Linked DNA regions of Homo sapiens: region 1 is linked to region 2. A link is a loop called in an ENCODE intact Hi-C map of the cell type or tissue named here. Cell type or tissue: heart right ventricle. All regions are shown on one strand. Each heading gives the region's core, and the rest is flanking DNA. Links, peaks and the distances in the headings are about the cores only.

Region 1 (10,147 bases), core at 2,251-6,250, 220 kb before region 2:
AAAGGAATGAGTGATATGGTTTGGTTGTGTCCCCACCCACATCTCATCTTGAATTGTAGCTCCCACAATTCCCACGTGTGGTGGGAGGGACCTGGTGGGAGGAAATTGAATCGTGGGGTCACGTCTTTCCTATGTTGTTCTCGTGGTAGTGAATAAGTCTTACAAGATCTGATGGTTTTATAAAGGGGAGTTTCCCTGCACAGGTCCTCTTCTCTTGTCTGCTGCCATGTGAGGCGTGCCTTTCACCTTCTGCCATGTTTGGTAGGCCTCCCCAGCCACGTGGAACTGTGAGTCCATTACCCCTTTCTTTTGTAAATTGCCAGTCTCAGGTATGTCTTTATCAGCAGTGTGAAAATGGACTAATTCAATGAGTAACGAGACTGGTAAGTGTGATGGGAGCCAGACTGTGTATGTCATGCAGGAAGGGGACTCTGCAGAAAGGAGGTCCAGGGACACAGCTTTCGAGGCTCCTGTCTGTCAGCCTAGCTGTGTCCCAAGCCTCCAATCACTCTCTGGTCAAGGGCTTCCAGACTGCAAGCCATGATCAGTCATGAAATCAATGTCATGAGTGGCAACCAGCATTTAAAAAAAGGAGAGAAAGAGACAAGAGATAGACAAGATTAGGAAACACAGAGGAGCATTTAACGTCAGGGAAAGTATTCTGTGGTTATTGAACTTGTTCAAGATATGTGTGTGTGTGTATGCATGTGTGTGTATGTGTGTATGTACATGTATGCGTGTGTATGTGTGTATGTGTGTGTGTGTATTCTGTATCAAAATGTGAATGTGTTTCTTACTGTAGATCATAGTCAAAAAAGCTTGAAAAACCAAAACTAACCCAAACCCCAAACCTAGGAGTTGTTCTCTCTCTCTCAACTACAATCCTGTCAGTCACAATTATTAAATCTCTCTTTGGCCAACTCTTTCCATCCCCACAGCTGCCACCCTGGCTGAGGTCACCATTATCTCAGCCCCTAACTGATTTCCCTGCCCGCAGCCTTGTCACACCCATCCGTACTCCACCCTGTAGTCAGTGGGATCTTTCTAAAGACAAATCTAGCCCTATCCTGGTGCAAACTCCCTAACTTGTTTTATGAGGCCTGGTATGTGCTGGCCAGTTCCCCACCCCTTTCTGAACACAAAGCCTGAAGGAGTGCCTTAACTTCCCAATCCCTTATATAGTCTGAAGTCACAGGGCCTTCTGGAAGCTCGGGTTGCATTTGCTACTTTGGGCTTGCCAGGATAATGCAGTGGTTAAGAACATTGCCTCTAGAGTCAGATGCCTGGGTTCAAATATTGGCTCCATGTGACTTTGAGAGCTGACCTCTCTGGTTTGACCTCTCTACAGTTTCTCAATCTGTAAAATGGGGATAATAACGCTACCGACCTCTTAGGATAGTTGTGAGGCTTCACTCACTTCACAAATATTTATTCAGTGCCTGGTATGTGCTAGGCCATGATTTAGGTGCTGAGGATACCTCTGTGAACAAAATGAAGCTCCGTGTCCTCACAGAGCTTGCATTCTAGTGGGAGAAGGTGGACAATAAGCATGAGAAATACACTGGACGGTACAGTGGGATGGGGCGAGGTGTGTTATTAAATTGGTCAGTTGGCACTGGGCTCCTGCATAGGTGAGATTAGTGCAAAGCCTTGAAGGAGCTGGGGGTTTGGTGGGCATGGGAACCATTACAGCAAAGGCATCATGTGCGTGAGGACCCTTAAGGATGTGGCGCGGCTGGAGGGGAGGGATGGAGGCAGGCCAGAGAGGGCATGGGGGCCTGTGTGTGGAGGGCCTCCAGAATCTTGGTAGGATTTGTACTCCACAAGACACAGGTAGTCATAGCAGAGTTTTGAACAGAGACATATCTTGAGCTGACTTCTGTTTTAAAGAATCTCGCTGTTTGGTGTTGAGAATCAACTGTGAGGAGCCAGAGTGGAGGCAGGGAGCGCCGTCAGGAGGAAGCACAGTGGCCAGGAGAGAGCGGGGGTGGAGGCTCAGGCCAGGGAGCTGGACACAGATACCGGGAGAAATGATCAGCCTGGCATGCTTTGAAGGTAGAGCCAACAGGATTTCCTGATGGATTGGATATGAGGTGGGAGAGAGAAAGACAGGAGTCAAGGATGACTCCAAGGGTTTTGGACTGAGCAGTCGGAATGATGAATGCAGTTAATACATTTATAGCTGTTAGATATGAGTTCTAAATTTCTTTTCAAAGAATCAATATGTCAGTATGTTCAATTTTTTGCCTTCTACTTTTAAACTTAACTTCCTCATAAAGCAACCTTTTTCGATTACCTGCTCCACCCTGACTCATTCCAATCACCTGCTCCACCCTGACTCATTCCTATTACATGCTCTGTCATAGCCATTTTTCCCACGAAACCACCCACTCCATCACTAAATTAGCCATCACTCCATCACATAAATTAGCCAATCGGAATTAGTTTAGCCTGTGTGGTCTAACCCCAGCCAATAGGGGAACGACAGAACAGCAGGGGCCACGTGCGTCAGGGATAAGAACCCCTTCCCCTCCCTTGTCCAAGTGTGCGCTCACCATTGCTCCATCTGTAAGGGCGCACCCTTCTATAGAAGTAACTTGCCTTGCTGAGAATTAAAAAGAAAATTTTATATTTGAGTGCTATTTCTTTTGCGGCACCAAAACTTTATTTATGACACAGCTTTCAGGACAGTCCTTGGCACATAGTGTTGAGATGATGTCGCATTATTCCGTTAGACCCTTGACCATGTCATCTCTCTAGGGTGTGGTCCTTCTCGTGAGCTGTTTTTCTCTTTCTCTGAAACTCTAGATCCCTCTCCAACCCCCTTTCTCCTTTGCCTGCTAACTCTTATTCACTTTCATGAACACAGTTTAGAGAACATCTCCTAAGGGAAGCCCTGTTGACTGGACTTCACCCCAAGGGCTTTGTGCAGATAACAGCTTACTCCCATTTAAAAAAGATTTTTTAAAAAAGTGATCCTTAGGAACAAGTTCACTGAGAAGTAATGTTTACTCATTCTTTTCTTTCCCCCACATAGGGACAGATCTATAGATGTGGGAAACAAAACATTTTGTGATTTCCAAGGACATTCTTATGGGGAAAGAGGAGAAGCAACGGGTTGGTGGTTTCATGGCTGTCAGAACACCAAAGACAAATAAAACTCTATTAATCTGGAATCAAATAGAGACCCACAGATTTCTACACTTATCCCAGTCGAATCGAACATTTTATTTGTTATTTTCATAATGAACTACTGATTTGCAGAAATCACAGCTGAGAATAGTTAATGTGCACAGAGTCACGATTTAACATTAATCTGGATCATCTCATGAGCCAGCATAAACTGAGCCCCAAACCAGATAAAGACTTACAAGAAAGAAAAATTATAAGCCAATGTCACTCGTGAACATAGACACAAAAGTCGTAAACAAAATATTAGGTAATATAGCTCAGTGATAAATTACAAGAATAATTCATTAAGACCAAGTGGGACTTATTCCAAGAATGCAACTTTGAAAATCAATGTAACTTGTTGCATTAACAGAATAAAACAGAAAAACATATACAATCTCAAGAGATGCAGAAGAAAATTGATAAAAACTGACACCCATTCATAATAACAACTTTCAGTGAACTATCAATATAAGGAGACTTCCTTCACCTAAAAATGACATTTACAAAAACACCTGCAGTTAACATTATATTAAACAGTGAAATAGTTAACACTTTCTGAGGCTGGAAACAAGACAACTATGTCCACTATTACACTTCTATTTGACATCATAGAGAGGTCAATAAGGCAAGAAAAATAAATAAAATTTGTAAAAATTGGAATGGAAGAAGTAAAACTCTATTTATTTGTAGATGGCATGATTGTCTAACATAGAAAATTTGAGAAATCTCTATAAATAAACTTCTAGATTCAATATTGAGCTTAAAAATATTGTTGGATACAAATTTAATATACAAAAATTTATTTCTACACATGGGCAACAAACTACTGAAAAATGAAATTTTAAAAATATAACTTACAATAACAGTAAAACTATTAAATACCTACAAAAACATTTGACTAAAGATGTACAAAAGACCTGTAGTCTGGAACTACAAAATATTGCTAAGATAAATTTAAAATACCTAAATATATAGAGGTTCCACATTCATAGTTTGGAAAATTCAACATTGTCATGATGTCAATTCTTCAAAACTTAGCAAGATTATTATAGTACTGTAGTTGTGTTATGTAAACTACTCATATCTTAAGTAGAAAGATGAAAAGATTAACCAATTGAAAATAATAACTACAACAACTTTTCAAGATATAGACAGTACAATAAGATATAAACAAGAAAAAGTTAAAAAGTGGGAAGATTATGTTAAAGCGTAGAGTTTTTATTAGTTTTATTTTTGTTTGTTTATGCAATCAGTGTTAAGTTGTCAGTTTAAAATAATGGTTTACAAGATTATTTGCAAGATATGATAACTTCAAATCTAAAAACATACAATAGATACACAAAAGTGTGTCTATTTTCATGCCTGTAATCCCAGGACTTTGGCTGAGGCAGGCAGAGCACTTGAGGCCAGGAGTTTGAGACCAGCCTGGCTAACATGGTGAAATCCTGTCTGTACGGAAAAAAAAAAAAAAAATAGCCGGGCGTGGTGGTGCACGCCTGTAATCCCAGCTACTTGGGTGGTTGAGGCATGAGAATTGCTTGAACCCAAGAGGTGGAGGTTGCAGTGAGCTGAGATCATGCCACTGCACTCCAGTCTGGGTGACAGAGTGAGACTGTCTCAAGAAACAAAAAACAAACAAACAAAAAACAAAAAAAAGAAACCCTAGAAATCAATAAGAAGAGGAATTTTGGAAACTATACAATTTCCAATTGTTTAATTGGAAATTAAACAATGCTCCTGAATGACCATTGTGCCAATGAAGAGATTAAGAGGGAAATTGAAAAATTTCTGGAAACAAATTATAATGGAAACACAATGTACCAAAACTAATGGGATATGGCAAAAGCAGTACTAGGAAGAAAATTTATAGTTATAAGTGCCTACAGCAAAAAAGTAGAAAAAATTCAAATAAACAACCTAATGATACATCTTAGAGAACTAAAAAAGCAGGAGCTAAAGCCAAAGTTAGTAGAAAAAAAAAGAATAAAGATCACAGCAGAAATAAATGAAATTGAAATGAAGGAAACAATACAAAAGATCGACAAAATAAAAAGTTGGTTTTTTGAAAAGATAAACAAAATTGACAAACCTTTAGCCAGACTAAGAAAAAAAGAAAGAAGGCTCAAGTAAATAAAATCAGAGATGAAAAAAGAGATGTTATAACTGATACTCAAAGGATCATTAGCAGCTACTATGGGCAACTGTATGCCAATAAATTGGAAAATCTAGAAGAAATAAATTCCTAGACACATACAACCTGTCAAGATTGAATCACTAATCCAAAGCCTGAACAGATCAATAACAAGTAATGAAATCAAAGCCGTAATAAAAAGTCTCCCAGCAAAGAAAAGCCCAGGACACCATGGCTTCACTGCTGAATTTTATCAAACATTTAAAGAAGAATTAATACCAATTCTACTCAAACTATTCCAAAAAAGAGAGGAGAAGGGAATGCTTCCAAAGTCACTCCAGGAGGCCAGCATACCCTAATACCAAAACCAGACAAAGTCACATCAAACAAAACAAAACAAAACAAACAAAAAATCTACAGGCCAATATCCCTGAAGAACACTGATGCAAAAATCGTTAACAAAATACTAGCAAACTGAGTTCAACAATACATTAAAAAGATCAATCATGACCAAGTGGGATTTATCACTGGGATGCAAGCATGGCTCAACATATACAAATCAATCAATGTGATACATCATATCAATGGAATGAAGGACAAAAACCACATAATCATTTCAATTGATGCTAAAAAAGCATTTGATAAAATTCAACGTCCCTTCATAATAAAAATCCTAAAAGGCATAGAAGGAACATCAATCAACATAAAAGCCATTTACAACAGACCCACAGCTAGTATCATACTGAATGGGGAAAAACTGAAAACCTTTCCTCCAAGATCTGGAACATGACAAGGATGCCCACTTTCACCACTGTTATTCAACATAGTACTGGAAGTCCTGGCTAGAGTAATCAGTCAAGAGAATGAAATAAACGTATCCAAATTAGAAAGGAAGAAGTCAAATTATCTTTGTTTGCAGATGATATGATCTTACATTTAGAAAAACCTAAAGACTCCACCGAAAAGCTATTAGATCTCATAAATGAATTCAGTAAAGTTGCAGGGTATAAAGTCAACATACAAAAATCAGTAGCATTTCTATATGCCAACAGTGAACAATCTGAAAAAGAAGCCAAGAAAGCAATCCCATTTACAATAGCCACAAATAAAATGAAATACTTAGGAATTAACTTTACTGAAGAAGTAAAAGATCTCTACAATGAAGACTGTAAAACACTGATACAAGAAATTGAAGATACAAAAAAAATGGAAAGATATTCCATACTCATGAATTGGAAGAATCAATATTGTTAAAATGTCCATATTACCTAAAACAATCTACAGATTCAATGCAATCTCTATGTGACATTCCTCACAGAAATAGAAAAAACAATCCTAAAATATGTATGGAAACACAAAAGACCCAAAATAGCCAAAGCCATCCTGAGCAAAATGAACAAAACTGGAGGAATCACAATCCTTGACTTCTAATTATATGACAGAGCTATAGTAACTAAAATAGCATGGCTCTAGCATAAAACCAGACACATAGACCAATGGAATAGAAGAGAAAACCCACAAACAAATCTATACATCTACAGTGAACTCATTTTCACAAAGGTGCCAAGAAGAAATATTGAGAAAAGGACAGTCTCTTCAATAAATGGTGCTGGAAAAAGTGGATATCCATATGAAGAATGATGAAACTAGACCCCTATCTCTCACCATATACAAAAATTGAATCAAAATGGATTAAAGACTTAAATCTGAGTCCTCAAACTATGAAATTACTAAAAGAAAACACTTGAGAAAATATCTAGGACATTGAACTGGGCAAAGATTTCTTGAGTAATACCCCACAAGCACAGGCAACCAACGCAAAAATGGACGATTGAGATTGCATCAAGTTAAAAAACTTCTGCACAGCAAAGGAAACAATCAGCAAAGTGAAGAGACAAGCCACAGACTGGGAGGAAGTATTTGCAAACTACCCATCTGGCAAGGGAATAATAACCAGAATATGTAAGGAGCTCAAACAACTCTGCAGGAAAAAAACCTAATAATCCTATTAAAAAAACATGCAAAAGATGTGAATCGACAGTTTAAAAAAAAAAGACATACAAATGGCAAACAGGCATATGAAAAGGTACTCAACATCACTGGTCATCAGAGAAATGCAAATCAAAACTACAATGAGATATCATCTCACCCCATTTAAAATGGCTTATATCCAAAAGACAGGCAATAACACAAGCTGCCAAGGATGTGGAGAAAAGGGAACCCACATACACTGTTGGTGCAAATGTAAATTAGGACAATCACTATGGAGAACAGTTTGGAGGCGCCTCAAAAAACTAAAAAAACTAAAAATAGAGCTACCATATGATCCAGTAATCCCACTGCTAGGTATATACCCCAAAGAAAGGAAATCAGTATATCAAAGAGATATCTGCACACCCATGTTTATTGCAGCACTATTCACAAGAGCCAAATTTGGAAGCACCTAAGTGTCCATTAACAGACAACTGCATAAAGAAAACGTGGTACATATATACAATGGGAGTACAATTCAGCCATAAAAAAGAATAAAAGCCTGCCATTTGCAACAACATGGATAGAGCTGGAGGTCATTTTGTTAAACGAAATAAGCCAGGCACAGAAGGACAAAATTGGCATGTTCTCACTTATTTGTAGGAGCTAAAAAGTAAAACAATTGAACTCATGGAGATAGTAGAATGATGGTTACCAGAGGCTGGGAAGAGTAGTGAAAGAGTGTCGAGGGAGGTGGGGATGGTTAATGGGTGGAAAAAAATAGAAAAAGTGAATAAGACCTAGTATTTGGTGACTATAGTCAATAATAATTTAATTGCAGGTTTTAAAATAACCGAAAGATCAGCACCATAAGACAGGGCAAAAAAATAAATGATTATAATTGGATTGTTTGTAACACAAAGAAAGGAAAAATGCTTGAGATGGTGGATTCCCCATTTACCCTGATGTGATTATTATACATTGCATGCATGTATCATGCATGCATGATACATGCATGTATCAAAATATTTCATATACCCCATAAATGTATACACCTACTATATACTCACAAAAATTAAACATTTTAAAAATTGACAAGCTGATTCCTGTAAACAGATATATGGAACCAAAAGAACTAGAATAACCACGAGAATTTATACCGCCATCTCTCTCTGTTTCTCTCTCTTGCGTCTCTCTCTCTCTCTCGGACAGGGTCTCGCTCTGTTGCTCAAGCTGAAGTGCAGTGGCAGAATCATGGCTCACTACAACCTACGCCTCCTGGGCTTAAGCAATTTTCTTACCTCAGCCTTCTGAGTAGCTGGGACTACAGGCATGCGCCACCATGCCTGGCTAATTATATATATATATATTTGTTTAGTAGAGACTGGGTCTTGGTTTGTTACCCAGGCTGGTCTCAAACTCCTGGCCTCAAACAATTCCCCCACCTTGGCCTTCCCAAAATTATAGGCGTTAGCCACCGTGCCTGGCCACACTGCCATCTTTCAAGATCAATGATAAAGCTATGCTATTTAAGAGAGTGTGATATTGGTGCAAGGATAAACAAAAAGACCAATGAAATGGGACAGAGTCCAGAAGTAGACTCACACATATGATCTCTTGATTTATGACAAAGGTGCTATTCAAGGGGGAATGGGTGGTCTTTTCAACAATGGTACTGGGGCAATTGGATATTAATACAGAGAAAAAAAATCAGCTTTGATCCATACTTCACTCTATACACAAAAGTTAACTGGAGATAGATCATAGTCCCAATAGTGAGAGGTAGAACCATAATGATTCCAAGAGAATATCTTTGTGACCTTGTATATAAGGCAAGAGTTCTTAAAGAGAATACCAAAAGCAATACCACAAAAGAAGATTTTGATAAATTGGACTTTATTATCAAAGGATATTATTAAGAAAATAACACACAAACCATGGACTGGGAGAAGATATTCACAACACATTTATCTGACAAAAGACTCAAGGCAGAACATGCAAAGAAAAACAAGTCAATCAGAAAAAGTCAAACACCTTAAAATAAAAGTGGGGGAGGGGGCAAAGACTCAACAGGCACGTTGTTAAAAAGGAGACTATTCAAATGGCCAGAGAGCATATGAAAAAGTTCTCGGCTGGGCGCGGTGGCTCACGCCTATAATCCCAGCACTTTGGGAGGTGAAGGTGGGCAGATCACCTGAGGTCAGGAATTCGAGACCAACCTGACCAACATGCAGAAACTCCGTCTCTGCTAAAAATACAAAAATTAGCCGGGCATGGTGGCACATGTCCGTAATCCCAGCTTCACGGGAGGCTGAGGCAGGAGAATCGCTTGAACCCAGGAGGCAGAGGTTGTAGTGAGCTGAGATCACACCATTGCACTCCAGCCTGGGCAACAAGAGCAAAACTCCATCTCGGGGAAAAAAAAAAAAAAAGAAAAAGAAAAAGTTCTCAATGACATGGTCACCAGATAAATACAAATTAAAACTGTGGTGAGATACCACTACTACCCAGCCCCTGGAATAGTTACAGTGAAAAATAATGGCAAGATGAAAGTGCTGGCTAAGGCTGGAACAACTAGAACTCCACTTTATGGGAGTATAGATTGGCTCAACCCCTTTGGAAAACTGTTTGGCAGTATGTACAAAAACCCACCATGCACCTACTCTCGTGGGCTAGCGATGCTGCTCCTAGGTGTTCATAAATGCCTGTTGATATAACAACCTAATTCATAATAGCAAAAAACTGGAAACCTATATGTTTATTGACAGAGGAATAGATTGTGGTGTTTCTATACATTGGAATGCTACATAGCAATGAAAAATGCAAACTATGTTCACGATCTTGCTCTGTCCCCAGGCTGCAGTGCAGTGG
Region 2 (10,147 bases), core at 2,521-6,520:
ACAAAGGCTGCTTTTTAAGTTTTTTTCTCGAGTCTGAAGCAGGGGTATTCCCTTCCAATTCGAAGGTCAGTTATGTCATTAACTGTCAGCTGCCCAGGTTCTCAGGCTTTACTGTGCACAGGAATCTCCTGGAGAGGTTGCTGGGAACAGAGTCTCCCTGGGAGTACCCTGGGAGAAAGTCCACACCCACCACCACAGAGACTTGCCTCAGAGAACTGGAGGTGAGCCAGGCAGGGGGTCTTAGGACCAGTCTTTGAGAAACACTATTCTGAAGGACAGAGGGATTTTCTTAATGGTGTCACCTTTCAGGTGTTGACACCCAAAAGAACAGAGTTGCAGGTAATCCTTGCTTGTATTACTTCACCTTGGGCGCCCCTGCCCTTTTGTTATTTAATTCTACATTGATGCCAGTTCATTTTGTTTGTTTTTAGTTTTTTTGTTTTTTTTTTGAGCAAGCAATAAATTGGTACTGGGGTATTTCCATTATCAGCAGAACCAGTAAACTACAAATAAGACCAAATGTTAAACTCCACTCTCAGAAAAAAACACAAACAAAAAGACATGCCATTCAGGCAAAGGGTAATCAGTGATTAAAATATATAGATTTTTTTTGGTTTCTACTCTGGATTATTCAAAATATTCTTGTCTAGAGTTTTTTGAAACACGTAGGACTGTTACCAGGACCCAAAAATTGAACATAAAAAATTAGGACATGAAAAATAGCAAATAATCCACTTTTTCAGAATAATCTAACCTTTTTTTTTTGAGACGGAGTCTTGCTCTGTCTCCCAGACTGGAGTGCAGTGGTGCGATCTCGACTCACTGCAAACTCCGCCTCCCAGGTTCACCCCATTCTTCTGCTTCAGCCTCCTGAGTAGCTGGGACTACAGGCGCCCATGACCACGCCTGGCTAATTTTTTTGTATTTTTAGTAGAGATGGGGTTTCACTGTATTAGCCAGGATGATCTCAATCTCCTGACCTTGTGATCCGCCTGCCTTGGCCTCCCAAAGTGCTGGGATTACAGGCGTGAGCCACCACGCCCAGCCTTTTTTTTTTGTCTGATTCTTTGGGGTGCAAAGACTGTCTTCAAGTTGATTTCATGGTGGTTTTAGGTGGGGGTGTGTATTATTCCATTCTTGCATTGCCATAAAGAGCTACCTATGACTGGGTAATTTATTAAAAAAAAAAAGGTTTAATTGACTCACAGTTCTGCGGGGTGTATAGGAAGCATGGCTGGGAGGCCTCAGGAAACTTACAATCATGGAGGAAGGTGAAGGGGAAGCAGGCACATCTTATATGGCTGGAGAAGGAGAAAGAGAGAGGTGGGGTAGGTGCTACATGCTTTTAAACAACCAAATCTCGTGAGAACTCACAATCACAAGAACAGCAAGGGGGAAGTGTGCCCCCATGACTCAGTCATCTTTCACCAGGCCCCTCCTCCAACGTTGGAGATCACAATTCAACATGAGATTTGGGTAGGGACACAGATCCAAACCATATCAGGGTGGAGATTAATTTTCAGTTCAATTCATCAAACATTCATTACTGAGTGTCCCGTAGTAGATATGTGCTCCAGAGTGCAGAGGGTAAGGCATGATCCCTAATCTTGCAGAGTTCACAGTCTCTTTGAGGAGATGGAAAACACAAACCAACTGCCAAGACTGTCATTCTGATGCTTCAATATTTTAAATGTTTGGTCATTCAACAGAGATTTATTGTGAACCTACCTTCTGCCAGACTCTAGGGAAACAATGATGAGCAAAGCCAGTTCAAGAAATTAAAAGTCAGTGAAAGATTTTGCCAGATGGGTTAACAGGGAAGTTAACATGAGATAGGGATGGGGAAGTCTAGGGGTCATGGAGACTGGAATAAATAAGGGAAGATGGGAGAAATGATGGTGACTCCTTAGACAGTGACACCTGGCGGGAGTCGAAGGCCTGTACTGGAAAATAATAATCCGGTGAGTGAAGCCTGACAATAGAGAGTTTTGAATACAGGCTTGAGGGGCTTGGGTTGAGCCAAAGTGCCAGAGCTGGGAGCCATTGTAAATTCTGGAACAAAGGAGAAGTTTAATGAAAATTAATGATGGTATAAATCAATTGGAATGGCAAAGAAAAAAAAAAGTTGTGGGGATGTTTTGAGAGCCAGAGGCTAGGAGACAACTGTTGTTACTCAGGAATGAAGGGATGAGGCCCTAGATTATAATGGGGGGTTCTACCCCCCGATAGTATGAATGTGGACATTGTTAGTGCATTTAACTTTTCCGATGCTTTGATTGCAGAATTGACTTAGAGGGAATAGCTTTTTGTTTATTTTGCTTTCTTTTGTTTAATGACCTTGCTGTCTCTAAGGCTCAGTTCTGAAGCTCCAGTCTTTCAGAGCCTAGTTTCAAATCCCACCACTGCTATAAAGAAATAGGCTCTGAAAGGAGAAACCAGAGACCTTAGCACCAGTCCTAGCCCTGCCCCAAGCTGTGTTCCATTGAGTCACGGTCAGTAGAATGTCAGCTGTGACTGTCCACACTCCTCCATCTGGATCCCATTATGACCTGGGCCTGTGTTTATGAGGCGGTTGGCCAGAATTGGTGGTTCAGTCTGTGGCCAGGGAGCAGTTTTCTCTCCTGTGGGTTGACCTTGGCCTCATTAGCTGAAACTGGGAACCCTCCATGATCCCCTGATCAACAGAGAACAGAGCATATTCTAAAATGCCATGCTCTGGGCTGGAAATATCAATCATTTCAAAAAGGGGCATAGCTTTATAAAGCCATAAATATAAGTCATTTCAAAAATTGCATAGCTTGTGCAGATTACAGCATATAGAAAGTGAGTGACTAGAAGTTAGGTTTGATTGAAAAGAGGGTCTCTGAAAGCAAGTGCATCGCAGGCATGAACTTTTAAAATTAATTTGTCTTTTACTAATAGAAACAACAGGAGAAGGTTCTAGTTTGCACTTGAAGATATGAAGTGAACTGTTCAACCCACCGACAACTTCATTTGCCCAGGGAGACTGTTATAAATACGTACATGTATGCGTTTCGGGTTGCAGCTTCTCTTTTGAAGAGAAGTAATCAATAAGTTATGTAGGCTGTTAGGTTATCTTCAAGTTTCCCTTATTCATCTCTGGGACCTTCAGCTGTATGGTAAAATACTTTGCAATTAAAATTTCTCTTAATAAGTATTATTATTTAATTATAAGTATGAAATAACTGAACTGGAATGCTCTGTGTATACTGCCCTGGTACTGCAGTCCCCTCTTCACACACACACAGGTGCACACACACACATGCACACACACAGACTCAGGCGACACAGTTTAAGCCCATGTGTGACATGCAGGCACAGGTGTGCTTATGAGAACCATGGTGACCAAGAAGCTGACACTCAGCCCTCCATACAGAGCTACTGATAATGCACACACGCCCACCATGTGGTGAAAGACACAAGGCACACGCAGCAAGCATGCTTGGACATGCAAGGGCACACGCACACACTTAAAGACATGAAAATACCCCAGTGTCCCCAGAGACAGAGGGCCCAGGTGCAGACGCAGTGTTCACGCCCTGGAAACTTGGCCCAGTTTTCTGCCTTGCCACAGAGCTGCCAAATACATGTCTCTAACCTGAGAACAGTAGGGCCAGAACTACTCTTGGGCTCAAGGTAGAGACCAGTCATTTTCCAAGTGGGATCTAAGGACCCTCCTGCCCCATCATCACCCAGGGTACTTGCCGAAACAAACCTAATGAGCAGGCCCTCTGGGGGTGGGGGGCCAGGTGACATGCATTTGGACAAGCTCTGCAGCTAATTCTTAAAAACACACACACAGTTTATTGAGGTATGATTTACTTACAGAAAGCTGTACATACTTAATATCCATGACTTGATGGGTTCGGGGCTGAGTATATACCCATGAAACCACCACAGCCTATGCCATAGGCATATCCATCACCTCCGAAAGTTTCCTCCTGCCCTCTTTATTTATTTTATTATTATCCTTTGAGAATTGTTGCTTAGATGGCATGGGCTCCAGAGTGTCAGCCCACCAGGGTGTAGTGTAGACCCTGTGGAGGTGAGAGGGTGCGGCCGGCATGACAGCCTGGCATTGAGCTGTCCGTCTGTCTCCCAAGTGGTTGAGAGCCCTTCTGCAGGGCCCGTTTGTCAGATTCCTTGTGGTCAGACCCTTTATGCCCCAGGGGTGGCAACAGAAGAGATCCAGAATAATTGGGGGGTACCATAGGAGGGGTCATGTGGGTTGGTGAACTGGCAAGCAGTGGGTGGTTAGGAGGGGAACGCCTGGACTGGGTGGGAATAGAAAGGTGAACAGCAGAGGAGACATGAACGTGCCTTCCTTCCTGCATGACTTACGATGGATAGCGCACTCACTGCCAAGGAGCTGCTGAACTCTCCCTGTAGCCACAGCTGGGTTTGGAGCTGTAACTCTCATGTATGCATCCAACAGGTAATTTTTTGAATTCCGAAGATGTGCCATACACTGTGTTGTGCTGAGGTTTCAGGACGTGAGTAGGAGTGCCCTCGGCTCTGCAGTATCTGTCCCCAGTCTGCGATGGAAGAGGCTGTCCCCGAGTAGACAGCCAGCCCCCACTGTCCTGGCCCACCCTGGTCTCCCAGCTTGAACATCTCTCATTAAACTGAAAAGGCAGAGTTTGTCACCTTGAATCATTTTGCCAGTTCCCCTGGCTTTTAGGGCCACTAGCATGTTCTGAGTCCTCGATGCCGCCCTGTGAGAGCAGGTCGCTGCGTCGCAGCAGTGCAGACAGGGCCACCCTTCTCTCGCTCACCAATCTCCCCTGCGGGGTCTTACGGAGGGTGATTGAAGCCAGCAAACCCACGGCCAGTGCCGGATGGAGCCTCAGGGCTTTGCGGGTATTGGGCTTGTGGCCCTTGTTCCGGGACAGATTGAGATGGTGCTGTTACAGAAGCAACTGTCTCGAATTTCCCCAAGAGCAAGGGCTTGGGTGCAGATCGCCTGTTTAGGAGATGATCACAGGCCTAAGGGAATCGGGAGAGTGATGCTGAGAGGAGTAAGCCCCATGATTCTGGGCTGCTGTACACTCAGGGCTCCGTCCCACCTCTGAGGAGCCTGCCCGAGGCCTCCAGGAGTGTGCCTGGGAAGGGCCAAAGGCGGGGCTCTGGTCGCAGGGGTTGAGGGCTCCCCAGGGTGTTAACTCCCCTGTGGCTTTGCTTGGGCAGAGCTTGTGCCAGGACTGAGTGGGCTTGAGCAGGGTCAGAGGTGGCTCTGAAGCAGAAAAGCAAAGCGATGCAAGGTGCACCTGACTGAGGCCACAGTGTGGCCGAATCAGAGAAAGTGTGACCCACAGTGTGCTGGGACGTCACTCTTTGTCCTTCCCACCAATCACATGTGTGGCATTTGTAAATGGAAAGAGAATAAAAGGAAAATGCCTTTATAGACAAATCTGAGAATGCAAGCTAAGAATTCACAGTTGAGCTCTAAACGTTTGCGAGGAGTTGGGGATCTCTACCTCCCGTGTGAGCAGGCGGGAGCCAGGCTGGGCTCTGAGATAGAATTCCAGAGCAGGGGAGGGGCTGAAAGCTGAAATACAAGCTCCAGAAACAGTAGAAGCAGGTTGAGCTCAGTTACTCTGTCCCATGTTTTCTCCCTTAATGCTTATTAAATGTTGCAGACACCATTTCCTAAGGCTCATCAGTGGAATGAGTGAATGACCGAATGCCTGCATGCATTAATGAATGATATGAGCGGCATCCCATGCCTTGTAGCTCAGCTCATCTCGTCACCCACCGGAAACCCTCGCATGCCCAGTTTCTTGTCATCTTTCATGCAGGAACTTTCACTGCTGCCTAAGTCCTGGGCCACAGCATCTAGCATCTCTGAACCCTGAATCACAGGGGCCGCCCGCTTCCGCCTCTTGGGGAACGTACACATCTCACCAAAAACACTTATTCCCATCTCGTCTTTCCACCTGTGTGAAGTTTATATTTAAGGCCTGCAGACAGCTGATTCAGCTTCGAACAGATCAGTTCCCTGAAATCAGCCAACATCTGTCTTGTCCCATTATACCTTCGCAGAAAATGAGAAGCGACTTCCCCAGCATAAAGAAGGGGCCAAATGCAGCAAGACCTGGCTGAGTCACCTTGAGGATAGAAAGACAGCATCATCCCCGGGGCCTCGTAACCTCCAACCTGCTTTTCTGTTTTTGAGGCTCTGTGGACATGCTGCTCACGTTCCTTGTAACTTTGTCTTCGTACGTAAGAGCTGCATGAACAAAGCCTTCCTGGAGAGAGTAAGGCCAATCGTCAGCTGCTCAACCCGTGCCTGGCACATAGTGAGCACTCAGGAAATGTTAGCTGCTCTTTTTTTTTTTTTTTTTTACTAATCTTTTCATCCTTGTTATTATTTGTATTATCATTACTATCATCTGGCAGACAGAGCTGGATTTGAATTCCAGATCTGCTACTTTACAGCTGTGTGACTCCAGGCAGGTTCCCAAACCTTTCTGAGGCTTATTGTTCTTTTTTCTTAAAAGAGAAAACTTCCTCACACCTGTAATCCCAGCACTTTGGGAGGCCGAGGCGGGCGGATCACGAGGTCAGGAGATCCAGACCATCCTGGCTAACATGGTGAAACACCGTCTCTACTAAAAATACCAAAAAATCAGCTGGGCGTGTTGGTGGGTGCCTGTAGTCCCAGCTACTCAGGAGGCTGAGGCAGGAGAATGGCATGAACCCAGGAGGCGGAGCTTGCAGTGAGCCGAGATTGCGCCACTGCACTCCAGCCTGGGCGACATAGCGAGACTCCGTCTCAAAAAAAAAAAAGGGGGAAACTACTAGCAGTTGGTAGTAGTTTTCCCTTTTAAGAGAAGATGAGGTTGGTAGGGACTGAATGAGATAGCCGCATGCGTGTAACTCGCCCTCTGCCATGCCTGGCACACAGCAGCTCTGTCACGAATAAGCACCATGCTTTCCCCAGCCTCCCCACCCAGATCCATGCTTCTGTGACAGCATGCATTTTCCTTGGCCTGGTGTCATCATTCATGATTTGTAAGCTGGGCATCCCCAGTATTCCCAATCATTTCTTTTTCATCTTACAGGCGCCTGGAGGCCCAGCATCGTATATCAGACTCACTAGGTCCCAAAGGAACAAGGGCCTGGATGTTGGGAGTGTGGTTAGTTGGTTTCCTCTGGCACCAGGAAGGGACAGGGCCCAGCATTTGGGGAGAGAGGAGACACCTCTTCCTGAGTCCAGAGGGAGGAGGACAGATCTTGGTTGCTTGGGGAGGAAGGTGGGGGTATACTTCCTGACTTGAGAGCTGCACCTCCAGGCTGCTGCTTCTGGCCCAGGAGCAACGCTAGAGTCCTGTAGTCCGACGGTGGAGTGCAGGGGCCTCCGAGGAGAGTGGTGGGACGGGGCGCTGGAGGCCTTGGGGGTTAAACTGCCTTTGACACCTGCTGGTACCTCCTGCAGCCACGTGTATCACCACTGACATCACTAGGGTCAAAAAGCCAAGGCTGGAGTGATGCCAAAGAGCCTGTTTAAGACTCCCCTGAAGACAGAGCACGTCTGTGTGTATGGGGTGTGTGTTGGGTGTGTTTATGTATGGTAGGCATGTGTATGGTTTGTATGTGTTCACATGGGGTATGTATATGTTGCTGTGTGTATGGGGTGTGGGGGTGTGTTGGGGTGTGTGTGTGTGTTGGGTGTAGTGTGGGCACATGTAGCATGTGTTGGGTGTGTGTGTGGTATGTGTTGGGGGTGTGTATGTTGGGTATAGTGTGGGTGTGGAGGGGGTGCATGTGTTGGGTGTGGTGTGTGTGGTGTGTTGGGTGTGTATGTTGGGTATAGTGTGTGTGGTGGGGTATGTATGTTGGGTATAGTGTGGGTGTGGAGGGGGTGTATGTGTTGGGTGTGGTGTGTGTTGGGTGTGTATGTTGGGTATAGTGTGGGTGTGGAGGGGTGCATGTGTTGGGTGTAGTGTGTGTTGGGTGTGGTGTGTGTGTTGGGTGTGTATGTTGGATATAGTGTGGGTGTGGAGGGGGTGTATGTGTTGGGTATGGTGTGTGTGTGTGGTGTGTGTGTGGTGTGTGTTGGGTGTGTATGTTGGGTATAGCGGGTGTGGAGGGGGTGCATGTGTTGGGTGTGTGTGTGTTGGGTGTGTATGTTGGATATAGTGTGGGTGTGGAGGGGGTATATGTTGGGTGTGGTGTGTGTTGGGTGTGGTTGTGTGTGTGGTGTGTGTTGGGGGTGTGTATGTTGGATATAGTGTGGGTGTGGAGGGGTTGTATGTGTTGGGTGTAGTATGTGTTGCGTGTGTGTGTGTGTGGTGGTGTTGGGTGTGTAGGTTGGGTATAGTGTGGGTGTGGGGGAGGTGTATGTGTTGGGTGTAGTGTGTGGGGTGTGGGGTGTGTGTGTGGTGTGTGTTGGGTGTAGTGTGTGGGTGTGTGTGTGTGTGGTGTGTGTCGGGTGTGTATGTTGGATATAGTGTGGGTGTGGAGGGGTGTATGTGTTGGGTGTGGTATGTGTTGGTTACATGTGCTGCTGTGTGTGTATCCAGTGGCAGCAGGTAGACTGGTGCATGGTGTTCTCTGTATTTAGAGCTCCTTCCTCGTCCTAATTCTCATGACTGGGGAAGTGTCATCCCCAGTCACAGCCTTATATATGTGGACGTTTGCCATAAAATTTATTTGGCCAGAACATGAGGGACAAACTGTTGGTGCCACTTCTTTGTCATCCTCTGACCTCCATGAAGGATTTCTCGTCCTCCTCTTTTTGTAAATTAGAACTTACATTGGCAAATAAAATGCACTAAGTACGAACCCCCAGAATATAAATAGATCTGGCACCAAGAGAGCCAGATGATGTCCGCACTTGTGAAAGTCAAACATTCACCCTGAGCAGCAGCGGGAGGTTTTAGGATGATGTGGCTGTTCTGTATTCTCAGTGTGGTGGTGGTCACACAAATCTATACATGGGCTAAAATTCATAGAACTTTCCGTTTTTAAAATATTTTCAAAATGATTTTAAATCTATTTACCCCTAATGACCTCTAGGGAAATTGTTGATAATATTAAACCCATAAGCCGTACCATGCCTAATTTTTCTTCCTGTTTTTGTTTTGTTGTGCTGTGTTTGGGTAAAAAAGATATGTTTGTTCATCCTGTCACAGGATGGCCAGGAGGGTAACCAGTCATTTCTGGAAACGGCCGGACAGGGGAACCTACGAAAACAACTCTGGGGCGTAAACAGCTGCTGATGGAGGAAGCATTGATAGCATGCAGTTTCTTTAGTTTATGTGCTGTTTTGTGTATGTGGCTCATCAACTTGTCCTCCAAAAGTTAAGGACTGACCACTAGAAACAGAGAAGTGACAAACTATTATGGCTGAAATAGCAGGACTTTGCAAGTCCAGAGAGAAGATGAAGGCTGAGTGGGGTTGTTGATCCAGCCTCCGTGTGCCCAGGGGTCCTCTGTGTGCCCAGGAGTCCTCCCCTTGCTTCTGACATGATTATTTACGCCCATGGCCTGCATGCCCATGCATGAGACATCATGGTTTTCCCTGTAATCGTTATCTCAAAACCAGCTTTCCCCTGTGGCAACCCTCCCTCCTGAGGGCATTTTCAAGCTTACTACAGAGAAGCAGCTGGCTTTGCAGGAAAGGTCTCCCCCCAGCCCCCAGGGAGAGAACTTCCTTTGTCCTGGATGTAATGGGGTACGTATCCTCATTCTAAGTGCTGGGCCTCGGCGAGGGTCCCTGTGCCTGGAGTGGTCCCAGCAGCTCGACCCGGGATATGCACCCCCGTGACTGGGCTGTGGCCCAAGGCCACATGCTGGGCTCAGAGCCAGGATGCTTCCCTGTCTCCACAGGGGCATTTGCTTATTTTTTTGGAGGAAATAAGAGGGTCGACAGCCTGTAAATGTCCTTCCACAGTGTCCTCTGCAGCTCAGAGCAGCCAGTGTAAGATGTGGGTTTTCAGGGCCACTCCTGGCAGCAAGAGGCCCCAATATTTGCAGAACTGAGCTTACGATCAGGCTGCCCAGCCTCTCCCGCCGCTGTCTCGTGCCCCGGCCTGCGCTGCTGGAGTCTGGAGCAGCACTGGGAGGGACTGCCCTTCCTTGCTCTCAAAAGACACCTCCTAAAGCGTGTTCTTCTTTCTCT

What was found. A loop is a pair of places that touch in the nucleus more often than their neighbours do. Peaks named below come from ENCODE experiments on the same cell type or tissue, not always from the same donor. Only the 100,000 strongest peaks of a DNase experiment are listed, where the experiment ranks them.
Region 1: a loop joins it to region 2, with 6 times the contacts of the local background. A loop is called at or near these places in 1 of 110 quality-filtered maps.

What each region holds. Positions count from the first base shown.
Region 1 is chr7:139,921,661-139,931,807 of GRCh38, reverse strand. All of the region lies in intron 4 of TBXAS1 (thromboxane A synthase 1), which reads right to left. Among named protein-coding and RNA genes, the nearest start is that of TBXAS1, 97 kb to the right of the region's middle. In heart right ventricle, for the core only: no CTCF peak of the experiment used is centred there; no DNase peak of the experiment used is centred there.
Region 2 is chr7:139,702,046-139,712,192 of GRCh38, reverse strand. The region is part of intron 2 of HIPK2 (homeodomain interacting protein kinase 2); the gene reads left to right. Among named protein-coding and RNA genes, the nearest start is that of HIPK2, 71 kb to the left of the region's middle. RefSeq lists an enhancer at 1-318. In heart right ventricle, for the core only: no CTCF peak of the experiment used is centred there; no DNase peak of the experiment used is centred there; H3K27ac peaks cover 2,918 bases.